Regions from separate parts of the Homo sapiens genome. Here region 1 is linked to region 2. Evidence: chromatin loops called from intact Hi-C (ENCODE). Cell type or tissue: endothelial cell of umbilical vein. All regions are shown on one strand. Links, peaks and the distances in the headings refer to the core of each region. The heading gives the core; the rest is flanking DNA.

Region 1 (8,340 bases), core at 111-8,110, 51 kb before region 2:
TGGGGAGAAATTCCACAGTGATGGCTACAACCACTGGGAATTGTTTTGTTGTTAAAATATTTTGTTGAACTGGCCTGGCATTAAGGGAAAGGAGCAGAGTAGACAATTAACATGTAGGGGCTTGGAGAGGGTTGATCAGGTATTAATAACCCTCTGCTTTGGGCCCTGTAATGGTTAATATTGAGTGTCAACTTAATTGGATTGAAGGATGCCAAGTATTGTTCCTGGGTGTGTCTGTGAGAGTTTGCCCAAGGAGATTAACATTTGAGTCAGTGGAGTGGGAGAGGCAGACCCACCCTCAATCTGGGTGGGCACCATCTAATCAGCTGCCAACATGGCTAGAATAAAGCAGGCAGAAAGAGTTGGAAAGAGCAGACTTGCTAAGTCTTCCCGCCTTCATCTTTCTCCCATGCTGGATGCTTTCTGCCCTCCAACATCAGACTCCAAGTTCTTCAGCTTTTGGACTCTGGGACTTAAACACCAGTGGTTTGCCAGGGGTCCTCAGGCCTTTGACCACAGACGGAAGGCTGCAGTGTCAGCTTCCCTACTTTTGAGATTTTGGGACTTGGACTGACCCACAACTGGCTTCCTTCCTCCTTAACTTGCAGATGGCCTACTGTGGGACTTTACCTTGTGACCATGTGAGTCAATTCTCCTTAATAAACTCCCTTTCATATATACATCTATCCTATTAGTTCTGTCCGTCTAGAGAACCCTGACTAATACAGGCCTGAATACAGTGTGTAGCTTCACAGAATTAGGAACCCCACCATCACTCATTCTCACTGGCCTGGCAAAGCCTGGAATTTAGGAGCAAGCTGTGGGAAAGTATGCAGATAGAAGCCCCAGGACAAATCTTTTTTTTTGAGATGGAGTCTCGCTCTGTCTCCACGCTGGAGTGCAGTGGCGCAATCTCGGCTCACTGCAAGCTCCGCCTCCCGAGTTCACGCCATTCTCCTGCCTCAGCCTCCTGAGTAGCTGGGACTACAGGTGCCCGCCACCATGCCTGGCTAATTTTTTGTATTTTTAGTAGAGACGGGGTTTCACCGTGTTAGCCAGGATGGTCTCGATCTCCTGAACTCGTGATCTGCCTGCCTAGGCCTCCCAAAGTGCTGGGATTTCAGGCGTGAGCCACCGCGCCCGGCCGACAAATCTTAAGTTTATCCTTTATATCCATGTAGTCTATAAGCACAGTGTCTTGCTGTCAGTCAACAATCAGGAGAGGCTTGCTGGGGATTGTGTATTTGTTTGTTTGTAATATTATAATGTTAACTACAACCCCAGAGTACAACAACCCAACAATCTAAATGTTTCTTTTTTTTTTTTGACACAGAGTCTCACTCTGTTGCCTAAGCTGGAGTGCAGTGGTGCAATTTTGTGGTGAAGAGTTGCCCACTACAACCTCTGCCTCCCAGGTTCAAACCATGGTCCTGCCTCAGCCTCCCAAGTAATTGGGATTACAGGCATAGGCCACCATGCCCTGTTAATTTTTGTATTTTTAGTAGAGATGGGGTTCCACCATGTTGGCCAGGCTGGTCTCCAACTCCTGAGCTCAAGTGATCCGCCTGCCTCAGCCTCCCAAAGTGCTGGGATTACAGATGTAAGCCACCGTGCCTGGCCTTTTTATTTTTATTTTTTTTAGAAACTGGATCTTGCGTTGTCACCTAGGCTATATGCAGTGGCATCATCATAGTTCACTGTAGCCTGTCTCAGCCTCCCAATATCTCATCTTTGAATCAGCACATGTCTGGTAGGGATACACTTAACTCAGAAATGCAGAATTAATAGGACCTCAGTCAGCCATGGAGACACAATACTCTCTCTCCCCAAGCGTCTCATGAGCCACATAGCCTCTCTCTGTCTCTTTCTCTCTTTCTCTCCCCTCTCCCAACCCCCAACTACCTCTATATCTCCCTTCTCTCTCCCTCCCTTCCTCCCAAGTTTCTCTCTAGGATTTACTGTCTTCCTCTTGCTTGACTAACCAATTTTCCTGCATCAAGAGTGTCCACATCCTTGTAACTCTGAAGTGCCATCACGTCCTCTTCAGGAACTCTCCAATTCTGCTCCTTTTGCTAAGTTGGTTTTCTCTCTTTCTCTCTCTCTTTCTCTCCCTGCCTCTCTCTCCCTCTCCCTTCCTCTCTCTCTCTCCCTCTCTCTTCTGACATCCACAGCAAGGATCTGTTGTGTCCAGCTCATCTTTGGGGCCTAGGGGCCTAGGCCATGGCATAACTCTCTGGCAAGTCTATGGATTAACTGAAAACGGAGCAAACTAATACCTACCTTGTAGGATGATTGTAAGGATGAAACAAGGTGAAAATGTGTAAATGTAACCTACCATATGTTGGGCATATAGATACTTGAAAAGTTGCTTTCTCTTCCTTTTTTCTCTTTTTATAGTCGGCCAAACTAAATTTTAAGTCTTCAGATCTTCCTCAGGAAATGATTTCTAGTCCCTAGCTATTTAGTGATGTTTATAATTGCTGATCTCATCCACATTCCTTTCTAGGTGAAATTGCCCATCTAAAATCCCATGAAATCCCCCTCCCCATTTTCATAGCTGTTCAGACCATGACAAGTACCTGTTCCTTTTACGGATGAGGAAATTTAGGCACAGTGAGGTTAAGGGAATTTTCCCACACAATCAGTAAGTGGCAGAGTTCAGATCCAACTAAGCCAAAATCTTTGCTATTTTAATTGTACCATGAATAACTGTCTTGAACAATGATCAAATATAATATTACAGAGAAAGAGAAGTTTTATTTATCCTGGCACAAAAGAAACAAACTAAAATAATCAAAATCTCTCGTTAATAGATGTTTAAAATTTGTACCCAGGGATTGCTTCTAACAGGATGCTGCAGATCAAGGGAAATCCTCCAGGAGAGAGTTGTTGCCTGAGGCCCATGAAGAAAAAGCACAAAATCTTGTGATAACAGAAATAGGTCCAAACTGATGGTTTGAGTTGTTAAGTCGTATCTAGTTTACCTTCTGGAATTCCAACATTTAACAAGCGTGTTTTGGGGGGCAGAGTGGTTTAGAGAAGGGATGAAACAACTTACAAGAAAATTGTTTGACTTAAAAGGTTCAAATGTACTATTCTACTTATATTTTGAAGGCAAATAAAGCTTGATTGAGCAACTAAGTTAATCATTGACTCGCACTTGTTCCATTAAATTGATATGCCATAGGTAAGTATAAACTTAGTTTCTTCCTTTTTCAAGGTTGTTTCCTAACTGGGCAGAACAATGACACATTAGTTTTGGATTATCTGTAATCTAGTCTAATTTTTGTAATTATTATTATTTGAGATTATCTTAATCTAGTAATCTGATCATTGTGGCTGGAGAAAGCCAGTCACTCTAGCACAACAGATCTTTAGATATGTCCAGAAAAAGAATGCTCAATGTGCCGGTGGCCCTTGAATTGCACCCATTGGTCCAAGTTCCTGGAGCTTAAGCAAAGACGATGCAAATAATATCCACTGACCATTTGCCACTGCTGCCTGAGGGACCAGACTGTGATGAAATAGTTGAATTTACAAGACAAACGCTTCATGAAGACAAGAAATGACTCATCATTGAGAAGAAAAGGAGGCGGATGTAGCATATGCCTAACATATCTAAGTGACTCTCTGGAGAAGGGCTCATTGCCAGCAAATAGGACATTACCCTCACCAAGCGATTTAAGAGAAAATCCTAGGCATTCCATTATTTTCACCAGTTAAAGTTTATCCAATATTTGACTGAATGAATAAGAAGCTATGCATTGTTATCACATTGAAGCAGTGATGTAAATGACAAGAAAGCTGTAAACAGATATAAGAAAAGAATGAAGTTTGTGGCTGGGTAGGGGATGAACATTCATTGAGATCTGGGCATTACATACCACATGAAATGCTTTACAATATAAGGTTTTTCAACCTCAGCACTATTGACATTTGAGGCCAGATAATTTTTTGCTGTGGGGAGCTGTGCTGTACACTGCAGGATGCATTGCAAGATCCTTGGCCTGAATTCAATAGCTGTCAGTAGCACTGTTCCCCAATTGAAACAACCAAAAATATCTCAAGACGTTGCTAAATGTTCCTTGAGTAGGAAAATCTCCATTGGTTGAAACTGTGACTTTACAATAATAGTAATAGCTAATATTACTAATTAACCATTAACTATTAAACCATTAACCTTTATTAAAGGTTTACTAGATATCAAGTGTTGATTTAAACCCTTTCTTTTATGTTTACCTTTTTTATGATCAACTCTATCACTCATAAAAAATAGTGCAGAAAACAAAATGTATAGCTGAATGATTTATCAAGCAGGGAACATCTATGTAACCACCAACCAGGTTAGGGGGATAAAAGGACATTGCCATCTTTAGAAGATGCCATCTTTAGAAGCTTCCATTGTACCCCCCACCAAATCTCAAAAAACTATCTGCCCCACAAGGTAACCACTGTCCTAAACTTCCTTGTCTTACTTTATAGTTTAACTACTTAAACATGTATCTCTAAAGCTATAGTTTACCTGTCATGCAACCATTCTCAGGCATTTACAGGTGGATGTGTTCCATTAAAACAAAAAGTAAACCAAAAAGAAAACGACTTGCAGTTTAGGAAACAGAGGAGACAACACAAGAATCCTCAAGGTGATGAGGAGGATCATTTCAGAATAGCAGCTGGCACCTAACACAAAAGGACCTGGCACCCACCAGCCCACAATGGAGCAAGTAAGACAGACTCAGGATAGATTTCTTCAAGGAAATGTCATCAGTATAAGTGCCTGATGCATCTGAATGTACCAAGAGGTGATTTGGACAGCTGGTGGAACTTTTTGGCTTCACTTAGAGAAAGGTGCATAGGAAATTAAACAAATAAAGGATAATTTCACTATGAAAAACAAAAAACAGTGCAAAAAAGTTATCCTAGTACACTATGTGACTCAATCATAAATTATTTACATTGTCATAGTGTAAACACTGAGTATTGCTCTAACTGATATAACTATATTCATGTACAGGATAAGGGAAAGTGTGGTGATAAGATGGAGAGGTATATGAAAATTGAGGGAATTAAATCCTCCCAAGTTATGAAGCCAATAGATAATGCCTAACAGAAGCATGTTTTTTAGAGATATGATGGTAAATATCTAAAGTATTCACTTAGAAAGATGAAAATGGTTGCCTCTTAGGAGGAAGAAATGGGAGTAAAATGAAGCCTACTGTTTTTCATATCAAACTTTGTAACACTACTTGACTCTTAAGTCATGTGCATGCAAATTTTTAACGAAAATGAATACTTTAAAATTCACTTTACAAGAGGTAATTATGATACAGGTAAATCCATAAGTAGTGCTTGAAGCAAAATAAATAGAAAATAGATAGTGTATGCATAAACCCAGGTTTAACATACTTTTCCTGAATGATCATTTGCAAATAGGTAGTGCAGTTGTTTGGGGTTCTCCAGAAATAAAAATGAAATGGCAGTAAACTCACCTCATCCCATTCAAGCAAAAATGTTAAGGGATGTGTCTGTAAGATACAAGGCACCACAGTGCAACTGGCCCTTTGTATCCACAAGGCCAACCAACCACAGATCAGAAATTCTCAATAAATAAAAAAAAACAACAATAAAAATAATACACAATTTTAAAAATACAGTATGATAATCATTTACATAGCATTTACCTTGCATCAGGTATTGTAAGTAATCAAGATACTGAAAGCATATGGGAGGATGTGCATAGGCCATATGCAAATACAGCATCATTTTATACAAGGGACTTGAACATCTGTAGATTTTGGTACCCTGGAGGTCCTGGAACCAATCTCCTATGCATACCGAGGGATGACTTTACAGGGAAATTTAAATGCTCAGGAAGAAAGCTCTTCTTCCCAGTGAAATAAGTATTCACTCACCTTCTATATTTTAACATAATTCTTGCTTTCTAGATCACGCATTATAAGAAGAGTTATCAAGAATATCCTACTATTTCAATTATTTCAGCCTGGAGAATACCTGGCACCTCAAACTTCCAAATCCTTTGTCTTCCCAAGGAGGTATCTGAGGTGCTCAGTGACCACTGAAAGTTTCCTAGGGAGGACACAGATGCTGTGGAGTGAGCACAGACATGTGTGTCATGTCTATTTTGGTTCAAATCCCAGTTCTATTCTTAATAGGTGTCTCATCTTGGTGAAATTATTTAATCTCTCTTAATCACAGCTTTGACATCTAAAAATACAAGGATAATAATGCCTACATTGCTCGATGTTTCTCAAAATCAAATAGATAGTTTTTATAAAGTTCTTGGCACATAGATGGTTCTCTAGCAAATTTAGCTAATGTTATAATTATTGTCATCATTATAATTATAATTATTATTATTACTACCGCTGTTGCCAATGGTATTACATCCAACCCACTGCACAGTGCCTTTATAAAACAGCTCCTGCTTCATTTTTCTCCGCTTCTATGGATTCCAATCTTGCTGAGGCCACTGGGTCTTGGCTGATTTTTGGTTTTGGTTTTTGATTTTTTTGAGACAGGGTCTTACTCTGTCACCCATGCCAGGGTGCAGTGGCACAATCAAGACTCATTGCAGCCTTGACTGCCTGGGCTAAAGCAATCCTCCCACCTCAGCCTCCTAAGTAGACACATGAGCACACACCACCATCCTCAGCTAAGTTTTTTATTTTTTATTTTTGGTAGAGGCAGGGGTCTCACTATGTTGCCCCTCTCACTTTGAGAGACTGAGGCTGGAGGATCGCTTGAGGCTGGTCTCAAACTCCTTGAAAGAAGATGATTTCAGGGAGAATTAAGGGACTTTATATATAGGCCAAGAATTTTGGAGCCCCAAATGTAAGGAGTGGGATTTTCTACAAGTTGGGCAGAGAATCACAATCCTTATATTAAAAAACAACAGCAACAACAACAACAAAACACAATCAGCTGTGTGACAGGGAGAGACATGAGGAAAGGCAGAGGGGTAATATTGGGAACTAGAAGATATTCTGCCAGAGGACCTTCAAAGGGGCTAATTCTTTTTGTTTCTTCCTTGGTCATTGCAAAAAGTCAAGTTTAGCCTACAGCTTAACATTTTCCCTTCAACTCTTCAGTAAAGTGTAACACCTACACACAACCATGAATGGTGTATGTTAAGGATAGTGTCATTTGGGGTGGGCATCAAAGGGTTTCTTACTTGTTCCACATCCACTCTTCTGATGGACCCATAGTGAGGGAGCCTTGTCCCATCAAACAGACTGTGCCATGGAATTCTACAAGTGACCAACAGCAAAGCAAGAGAGGAGCCACACCAATTTGTCATGATGCAGTGTTGAATGGGCAGTGAGTATGTGGTGGAATCCACACTTGAAAACAGTGCACATTCAACAGTGCACATAACCACAAGCAGCTCTGTGGGTTGCTGGCAAATGGGATGCTGCTGTTATGGCACCATCTCTATTATAAATGTGTTCTTAGCTAACCTTTAAAAAACAATTTCCCTTAGAAATATAAGTAATTCCTATTTGAACCTCTAAAATGCATTTCGTTCTAGCTAGAGCTATGTATCAACCTTCAGCCAGCTTGAAATATTGTGAGCAACTTTAGACCTCTTAATCAAGGAAACAATTTGAATACACTAAGGGAGCAGTTAAGGGAGAGGCCAAGAGAATGAAAATAAGGGTCACAGTGATGTGCTGGGAAAGATTAAAAACAACCAACCTTAAACTGTTGGAAATAACCCTCAGAATTTTTAGAAAATATATAAAGCTGTTTAGAATGGAATACCTAGCCATTCCCTTTCCTATGAAGTTTTCAGTTTTCCACTTGTAATTACAGCAATCTATAAATTATATTATATATTTCTCTGTCTTAGGTCCCATGAATAAAGACAATCCCCAATCCATATTACATTTTCCAAGCATCTATGAGATGTTGAGAGTCCTTGAAAAAAATATTGAATGATAATCTTTTAGCTTATTCAAATGATGAGCTGCCTAGGCTAGGACATATCCTGAAAACACTATATTATTAAAAAAAAATGTTTTAAATCTAGTTCTGAGAAATAACCTAAATCAAATTTGTAGTCAATAGGCTCATGAGAACAGTCTCCTTGAATGATGAAATTTGAGAACTTGTGTGTGGGAGTAAGGCAAACTCAGTTTCACTACTGGATTTTGGATTTCTATCCTCCTGCAGAAAACTTTCAGTGGCACTATGATTGCCCATTTTGAACCATCCTTCGTCACCTGCCAGAAACAGCCTTGGAGACTGTGGATGGGCTTGATGCCTGGCTTATTCATTCATGATGGTGACTTAGTACCAGGATGTCTCTCCCACAGAGTT
Region 2 (8,340 bases), core at 332-8,331:
TTAAAATGAGAATGCAACTTTGAACCTGGATCTATTCCACTGCATTCTTAGAACCCAAAAGATGAATGTGACTTTAGAAGAACTTAAACAGGACATAAGAAAGATATCAATGACAGGTATTTTTCAAACACCCACAATTGCTTTATTTGAATAGTAAAGGCAGGGTACAAATCTGTCCCTACAATCCAAGGTCAACTTTGCAGTTTCTGTCAGTCATAGGTGCCATAGTTAGGAATGCTATGTTGAATGAACTTATGTCCAGCAGAAACAGAGAGTCCTCTCCCTGTAGGTTTCTGGAATCCCTCAGGTCATGCTGTAACCGCCCAAAATTAACACTGTTGTTACCACACAGACAGATGACACTGTCAGGATGATGTGAGGGAAAACAGAGGGCAATTGTGGAGTCTCACCAAGACATAACTAAACACCACCAACAAAATCTTATACTCATGTGCATTCTGTCTCTCTGGATTTTATTTTTTTCATTCACCGCTGATCAGAAGGCAAGTCTCTCTGGATTTCAACCTAGACAAGGGCTACTCTATGAAGCTCAATATGATTTTGAAATGAATTGGGATTTCAATATAAGCAATATTTGCAAGTATTGTGTGCCCATCACTGGGCTCGAGCTTTCACCTATCTTGTCTCATTTCTACCAATCCTGTAAGAGAGCCATGATTATTGTCTGAGATGTTAAGTATCTTGCACAGTGCCACACAGATAAGAGTGGCAAGCTGAATTTTAACTCAGCTCTCTTGAAGAGTAGTTCAGAGTTCTTAGTCCCAAACTGGTGACCTACGTTATAGTCACTTAGATTTTTTTTTATAACTATAAAGTAGTCAGAGTCCCACAATGTTTTGAAAAAGTATAGTATCACTGGAAGAAAGATGCAACCTCCAAAGGCGGGAACATTGTGTGATAACTAGACTGTATCTAAAGGCATAATCTATATCTAATTCTTCTAAATAAATATTCTTAAATGAATGAATTTTTGAGAGAAACAAAAATATCTTATTCTAACAGCATTGCCTACTTTGCAGCACTCAGTGTGGGTTTATAAAGCCCTTCCTTTGTGAAGCAGTACCACTTCATATATCAGTCAAATAATCAGCCCTAAAGATTCCTAAATCCATGAAAAAATATTCTAGGTTTTAGAAGAGTTGTATTTTAATTTCCTTTAGGAGAGCACATTCCTAGGAGTTCTTAGAGGTGTGCCATTAATGTTCTATCCCCACTTTAAAACGCCAATGGAAATGCTATGTTTTCTTGAAAATGGCCATATAGACCAACAGATATATCAAGCTCATTTTAGCTAGAATTATACTAACTCATTGATTATAAGTGCTGATAGGAAGCCATGGTCAGCATGCAGAAAGATAGAGGCATGGGTGCACACTAAAATAGGAAAGCTAGTTATTACTTATTAATATATATTTTGCAATAAGACATGGTTTGATGAAAAAGGAAACTATTAAAAACAAAACTTAAACAAAAAATTAAGATAATTCACAAAAAAGAAATTTAAAAAGCTAACATTACCAATAATCAGAGAAATGCAAGTAAAAATGATAAGATGCCACTTAATACCCATCACATTAGTAGAAGTTAGAAGGTCAAATAATACCAAGTATTGGTAAGGTTGTGCAGAAATGGAAAGCTTCCTGCACCGCTACTGAAACTGTGAGCCTGTGCAGCCATTTTAGAAATCAATCTAAAATAAAATAAATCTGGTTGTAGATAGTGAAGATAAGAGTGTGTGTCCTTGAAATCCCAGCACTCCTACTCCTGTATGTATTCCCTAAAGAAATCCTTGTCCAGGTCCAAAAGGACTCAAGGCTATTCATCAAATTTCTGTTTGTGGAAGCAGGGAAGTGGAGGCAGCCTGACTTATCCATCACTAAGGAAATGGAAAAATAAAATGTAGATTCAAACTGTGAAAAACCCTGCTGGAATTAGAAGCAATGAACTAGTTGTGAATAGAAAAACATGGCTAAGTCTCAAAAAGTTAGTGTTGAGTAATAAAAATCAAAATCAGAATAAAGGCTGTAATGCAACACCATATGTGCCAACTTAAAAAATGCACACACATGCTATATTTTCCAAGAATCCATACATACTCAAGGATATATATCTGACATATTAGTTAGGGTGCATGGGGAGATAGAGGGCTGTGGATACCGGGAGGGAATGAGGATAAGGCATGAAAGAGGAAATAAAAATAAAACAAAAGAGGGAACTGTAATGATAGTGTTCCATGAACTGAGAAGAATGTCAATTGCAACTCTATGCCCATGAGACCCAAATAAATAAAGTGTACATTGTATGGGATGGGGGGAAGAAGTATAATAAGGAGAGAGAAACCATTGAGATGAATAATTATGGTCAGCTCTTGCAGTCAAGATGTTGTCATTGTCGGTTGAATGAAATCTTTAGGGTTACAGGAAGCATTGATAGTGTGTCATTTAGCCCTTTTCATCTGTCACTGCTAAAGGGCTCAAAGGCACACCAGGTGCCCAGTGGGACCCAGTACAAAGTACTGTTATGGTTACATCTGAATTTGTAACCCAATTTAGTATAAAATTTAGTATGGCTTTGCGATAAACAGAAAGGAGAAAGAGAAACCCTGGCTTGTCCTGTGAAGGAAAGCACAGCATTTCTCCTTGGCCATCAGTGCCAACCCATTGCTCTATCTTTGCCACCAAAGTTGAAAACTGTTTAGCAGTGTCTCTGTTGTGGCTTCCAAATTATCCCTAGAATAGATTAAGAAATTCTAGGAAATATCAAGTCAGGAAGAGACACAGGTCCTCAGAAACATAATTGGAGATAATTCGCTTCCTAGATCAGCATCCAGACTGTAGACTCCTCTTTGTCTTAATAAACAAACAAGGAAGTAAATAAAGAAATCAGAAGCAGTTACATTTGCTGCCAGAGAGCACTAAAAAATAATAATAATTTCAAGACGCAAGAAATATTTTATAGAACAAGAGACAAAACAACAATAGAGGAATTTTGTTGAGGTGTGCAAACTGTTATTTAAATACACATCAGCTGAAGAGTCTATCACAAAGAGTATAGAGAGTACAAGAAGATTAAGAAATATATTACAACAAGAACTTCAGAGGTTAAATAATTACTAGCATCAAATTTCATATTTAAAATAAAACTCCAGACATTCATTTAGTTGAAACATACAGTTAAATGGCGGCCAAAAGAAAATCTAATTGCTATGGATAGAACATTTGCAAATGTCATATGAGAAAGTCATTTTTTCAGGCAACATATTATACATTTTTAAATATCAAAAAAATGAGGTCTGGAGTTAAACAAAATTAAATCAAATGAAAATTCAGGGTCAGTGCTTAAAACTATTGTCGAATGTTAAATATCTAGGAAAGTTTCAAAATTTCTGGGATTCAAAGGGTGGGGAAGATAAATAATTTCTAAATAATCCAGAAGTTTAGGGGATCCTATACTACATATGTGACTTTATGAAGTATTATTTTTATAACTGGAAACTTCCTTCTTAAACTACTCCCATCCCCAAAACCCCACCAACACCACCTTAGCCTTGTCTCATGTAACTATATCAAATATTCAGAAATATTTTATACTCTTTTCTGATATATTTTTAGCCTTTAGACAGCAGTGGGTTCTAACACTTTGCAATCAATCTTCTCTAGCCCCCTTCTAGCAAAATTTCAATGTGATATAATATGTGATTATTATGCCTTTCCAATTCTCTAGGTAAACTAGAAGTGAAATGAAATCAAAGTGAATTCTGCACTACTGAAGGGGGAGGGAGGATTTCCTGTGCCTTCAGTTAGTTTAGAATCTAATTGGGAAGAATTGAGGTAAAAGGGCAATATACTACAGAGTTTTAAATAATATGACAGCAATAATTACAGTATTATATTGGGAATATACTTGGGAAGAGGGGAAAATAAGGTCAGAGATAGCTGCCAAGAGGAAATGATGTCTCAGCCGAAACCAGAAAGGCATGCAAGAGGTAGGCAAGGAAAGAACAATAAACACTGAGTCATGATCTCAACTTTCTACATCTAAATGTTTCAATATCCTGGAATGTCTAAGTTTGACATAAATATAAGTGGAATTTTATAACAGCAGGCCAATAACTTGAAAGTGTTAATGCTGCACATCTACTTAACCAATGCCAGGAGACCTCCACACAGTTTATTTCATAGCCCCTTAAGTGATGCCATATGGGCCATCACTGATTTTTAGAATCACCCTTCTGGAAATCTCACTTTGCTTTGCTCTAAGAAGCTATAGTGGGTACCTGTTCCCTGCACCCACAGCCTCTTCCTTCCTCTAGAATCTAGAAAAGATAATGTCAGCAATTATATTATTTTCTCTATCCACCATTTCAGACACAGCCTTATTTCATAAAAGAAAGTATACTTGATAAAAATATTCAAAAACTGAGTTGTGGTGGTATTGGTACATTTTCTATCAATTTACTAAAACTACTTATTGTACTCTTACAATGAATAAATTTTGACATTATGTAAATTATACCTCAATAAAGTGCACCTAAATGTTGAACTTTTAAATTTATATATTATTTATTTTTCAAAATCTTAGGGCCCTGCATTTTTTATGCATTTCTATATACATTATTTATTTATAGAGGCATCAGCCACACTTCTGTTTCCTGGTTCCTACCCCAACCTCTGTGACCTCAGCAAGCAGCATAGCCTCTCTGAAACTCAATTTCCTCACATTTATAAATGAGCTTTTATATTATTTACAAACCTACCTCATAGAGCAGGTTGCAGGCTACATGAGAAGGTGCAAGTTCAATGCCAAGCAGGGTCCTAGTATTTAATAAAAGCTCAATAAATATTCATTTTCTTCTTTCCTTCTCTTACTTGAAGTATAACATTTGATAATGAATTTTCTCATTGCAACAATAACACCCCTTCCACTGAGGGATTTGTATCCCTGCTTAAGAAGCTATTAGTATTCTACAGCAGCGACTCACCCCACACAATCTTGGCAGAATACATCCCTCTACCTCTCTGGTCAATAACCTGCCTGGCCTGTGACCCCAGGCTTCCTGAGAAGCACCAAGTCCTCCCAGCTTTCCCCCTTGCCAGTGGCCTTCTGAAAGTGATACCATTCCGTTTGCGTCTTTCATTTAAGAGACAAAAGCTGGTCCCAGGCCACAGCAGGCTTTCAAAAGCACCTCCAGGATTCTTAATAGGTCATGAGAGAGAGAACTGCCACCCAGAAAAGATAGAATCAACTAGCCTGCTTCTTTTCTGGTGGCACACAGAGTTCATCAGCAACCCCGGACTGTGTAGTTAATGCCTCACCCAGGGAACAAGGGAGAATTAAGATGTCTGGAATGAGAAGCAGCTGAGAATGGGAAGCTTTGTCCCTGGAGCCAATTGTAGCTTAGACTCAACCTGCTAATGTGTATTTCTCTCTCCATGACTCATTTTGGGTAAATGCTAACAAGGACTAGTCACTCTCCTCCTCTCAGCAGCCTCAGGAGGGACTGGGATCATGACTGCAGCCTCAAGCTATGCAAGCAGCTCAAAGCTACCCTCTCTCTGTGTGGATTAAATGTAGGCAAAGTTTCTCCCTTCAGGATGAATCTTTGGTTTCTTCTCTTTAACCTTCTAGGTCTGCAACCCCCTTGCCCTCCTGGTCTGGTAACTCTACTCCTGAGACCTTCTGAAAGCCAGTGTGCTTTCCAGGGAGACTGATGTTTCACATCACTGTTTTCTCTCCCTCTTCCCCGTCACTGACAGTGGTCCAATGCCCGCAATTCCACTGAAGGACTTTCATTCCTTTAGCCTAAGGATTCCACTCTCAAAACATAACTGTCCTCATTTAATAATATATGTTAATATTCTTAAAACCTTCAATTTATCACCCCCACTGTAAGAATTTAGTCTGACAAACCAGAAACATGCAAAAAGATTTCTGTACAAAGATGCTTATTGCAGTATTGTTCATAATATCAAAAAATGAAACCAATATAACTGCCCCAAAATTAAAATATGAAATAAATTATGGTATAACTATAAAGCAATATTAAAAATCGTGTTTGCAGATCATATGCTGATAGTTAATAAAAAGAGCAGGAAAAACCTACATAGTGAGTCTGATCAAAACAATGAACAGGTACAGCTCCCAGCCTGAGCGACGCAGAAGATGGGTGATTTCTGCATTTCCATCTGAGGTACTGGGTTCATCTCACTAGGGAGTGCCAGACAGTGGGCGCAGGTCAGTGGGTGCGCGCACCGTGCGCAGGCCAAAGCAGGGTGAGACATTGCCTCCCTCGGGAAGCGCAAGGGGTCAGGGAGTTCCCTTTCCTAATCAAAGAAAGGGGTGACGGACGGCACCTGGAAAATCGGGTCACTCCCACCCGAATACTGCGCTTTTCCGATGGGCTTAAAGGTGCACCACGAGATTATATCCCGCACCTGGCTCGGAGGGTCCTACGCCCACCGAGTCTCGCTGATTGCTAGCACAGCAGTCTGAGATCAAACTGCAAGGCGGCAGCGAGGCTGGGGGAGGGGCGCCCACCATTGCCCAGGCTTGTTTAGGTAAACAAAGCAGCAGGGAAGCTCGAACTGGGTGGAGCCCACCACAGCTCAAGGAGGCCTGCCTGCCTCTGTAGGCTCCACCTCTGGGGGAAGGGTACAGACAAACAAAAAGACAGCAGTAACCTCTGCAGACTTAAATGTCCATGTCTGACAGCTTTGAAGAGAGCAGTGGTTCTCCCAGTATGCACCTGGAGATCTGAGAACGGGCAGACTGCCTCCTCAAGTGGGTCCCTGACCCCTGACCCCCAAGCAGCCTAACTGGGAGGCACCCTCCAGCAGGGGCACACTGACACCTCACACTGCAGGGTACTCCAACAGACTTGCAGCTGAGGGTCCTGTCTGTTAGAAGGAACACTAACAAACAGAAAGGACATCCACACCATAAACCCATCTGTACATCACCATCATCAAAGACCAAAAGTAGATAAAACCACAAAGATGGGGAAAAAACAGAACAGAAAAACTGGAAACTCTAAAAATCAGAGTGCCTCTCCTCCTCCAAAGGAACGCAGCTCCTCACCAGCAAGGGAACAAAGCTGGACGGAGAATGACTTTGACGAGCTGAGAGAAGAAGGCTTCAGACGATCAAATTACTCTGAGCTACGGGAGGACATTCAAACCAAAGGCAAAGAAGTTGAAAACTTTGAAAAAAAATTAGAAGAATGTATAACTAGAATAACCAATACATAGAAGTGCTTAAAGGAGCTGATGGAGCTGAAAACCAAGGCTCGAGAACTACGTGAAGAATGCAGAAGCCTCAGGAGCCGATGCGATCAACTGGAAGAAAGGGTATCAGCGATGGAAGATGAAATGAATGAAATGAAGCGAGAAGGAAAGTTTAGAGAAAAAAGAATAAAAAGAAATGAGCAAAGCCTCCAAGAAATATGGGACTATGTGAAAAGACCAAATCTACGTCTGATTGGTGTACCTGAAAGTGATGGGGAGAATGGAACCAAGTTGGAAAACACTCTGCAGGATATTATCCAGGAGAATTTCCCCAATCTAGCAAGGCAGGCCAACGTTCGGATTCAGGAAATACAGAGAACTCCACAAAGATACTCCTCGAGAAGAGCAACTCCAAGACACATAATTGTCAGATTCACCAAAGTTGAAATGAAGGAAAAAATGTTAAGGGCAGCCAGAGAGAAAGGTCGGGTTACCCTCAAAAGGAAGCCCATCAGACTAACAGCGGATCTCTCGGCAGAAACCCTACAAGCCAGAAGAGAGTGGGGGCCAATATTCAACATTCTTAAAGAAAAGAATTTTCAACCAAGAATCTCATATCCAGCCAAACTAAGCTTCATAAGTGAAGGAGAAATAAAATACTTTACAGACAAGCAAATGCTGAGAGATTTTGTCACCACCAGGCCTGCCCTAAAAGAGCTCCTGAAGGAAGTGCTAAACATGGAAAGGAACAACCGGTACCAGCCGCTGCAAAATCATGCCAAAATGTAAAGACCATCGAGACTAGGAAGAAACTACATCAACTAACGAGCAAAATAACCAGCTAACATCATAATGACAGGATCAAATTCACACATAACACTATTAACTTTAAATGTAAATGGACTAAATGTTCCAATTAAAAGACACAGACTGGCAAATTGGATAAAGAGTCAAGACCCATCAGTGTGCTGTATTCAGGAAATCCATCTCACGTGCAGAGACACACATAGGCTCAAAATAAAAGGATGGAGGAAGATCTACCAAGCAAATGGAAAACAAAAAAAGGCAGGGGTTGCAATCCTAGTCTCTGATAAAA

Evidence for each region. Hi-C counts contacts between places; a loop is a spot of excess contacts. Peaks named below come from ENCODE experiments on the same cell type or tissue, not always from the same donor. Only the 100,000 strongest peaks of a DNase experiment are listed, where the experiment ranks them.
Region 1: it touches region 2 in a loop (6-fold over the local background); 3 of 110 quality-filtered maps call a loop at or near these places.

Annotation. Positions count from the first base shown.
Region 1 is chr3:132,080,209-132,088,548 of GRCh38, forward strand. LOC105374111 (a long non-coding RNA gene) reads left to right here. Exons shown (of 3, transcript XR_924489.3): 3 at 2,835-2,945. Among named protein-coding and RNA genes, the nearest start is that of CPNE4, 49 kb to the left of the region's middle. RefSeq lists a silencer at 3,397-3,691. In endothelial cell of umbilical vein, for the core only: no CTCF peak of the experiment used is centred there; a DNase peak (open chromatin) is centred at 3,593.
Region 2 is chr3:132,130,756-132,139,095 of GRCh38, forward strand. No RefSeq gene overlaps it. Among named protein-coding and RNA genes, the nearest start is that of TRC-GCA6-1, 94 kb to the right of the region's middle. In endothelial cell of umbilical vein, for the core only: no CTCF peak of the experiment used is centred there; DNase peaks (open chromatin) are centred at 3,976 and 5,426; H3K27ac peaks cover 2,512 bases.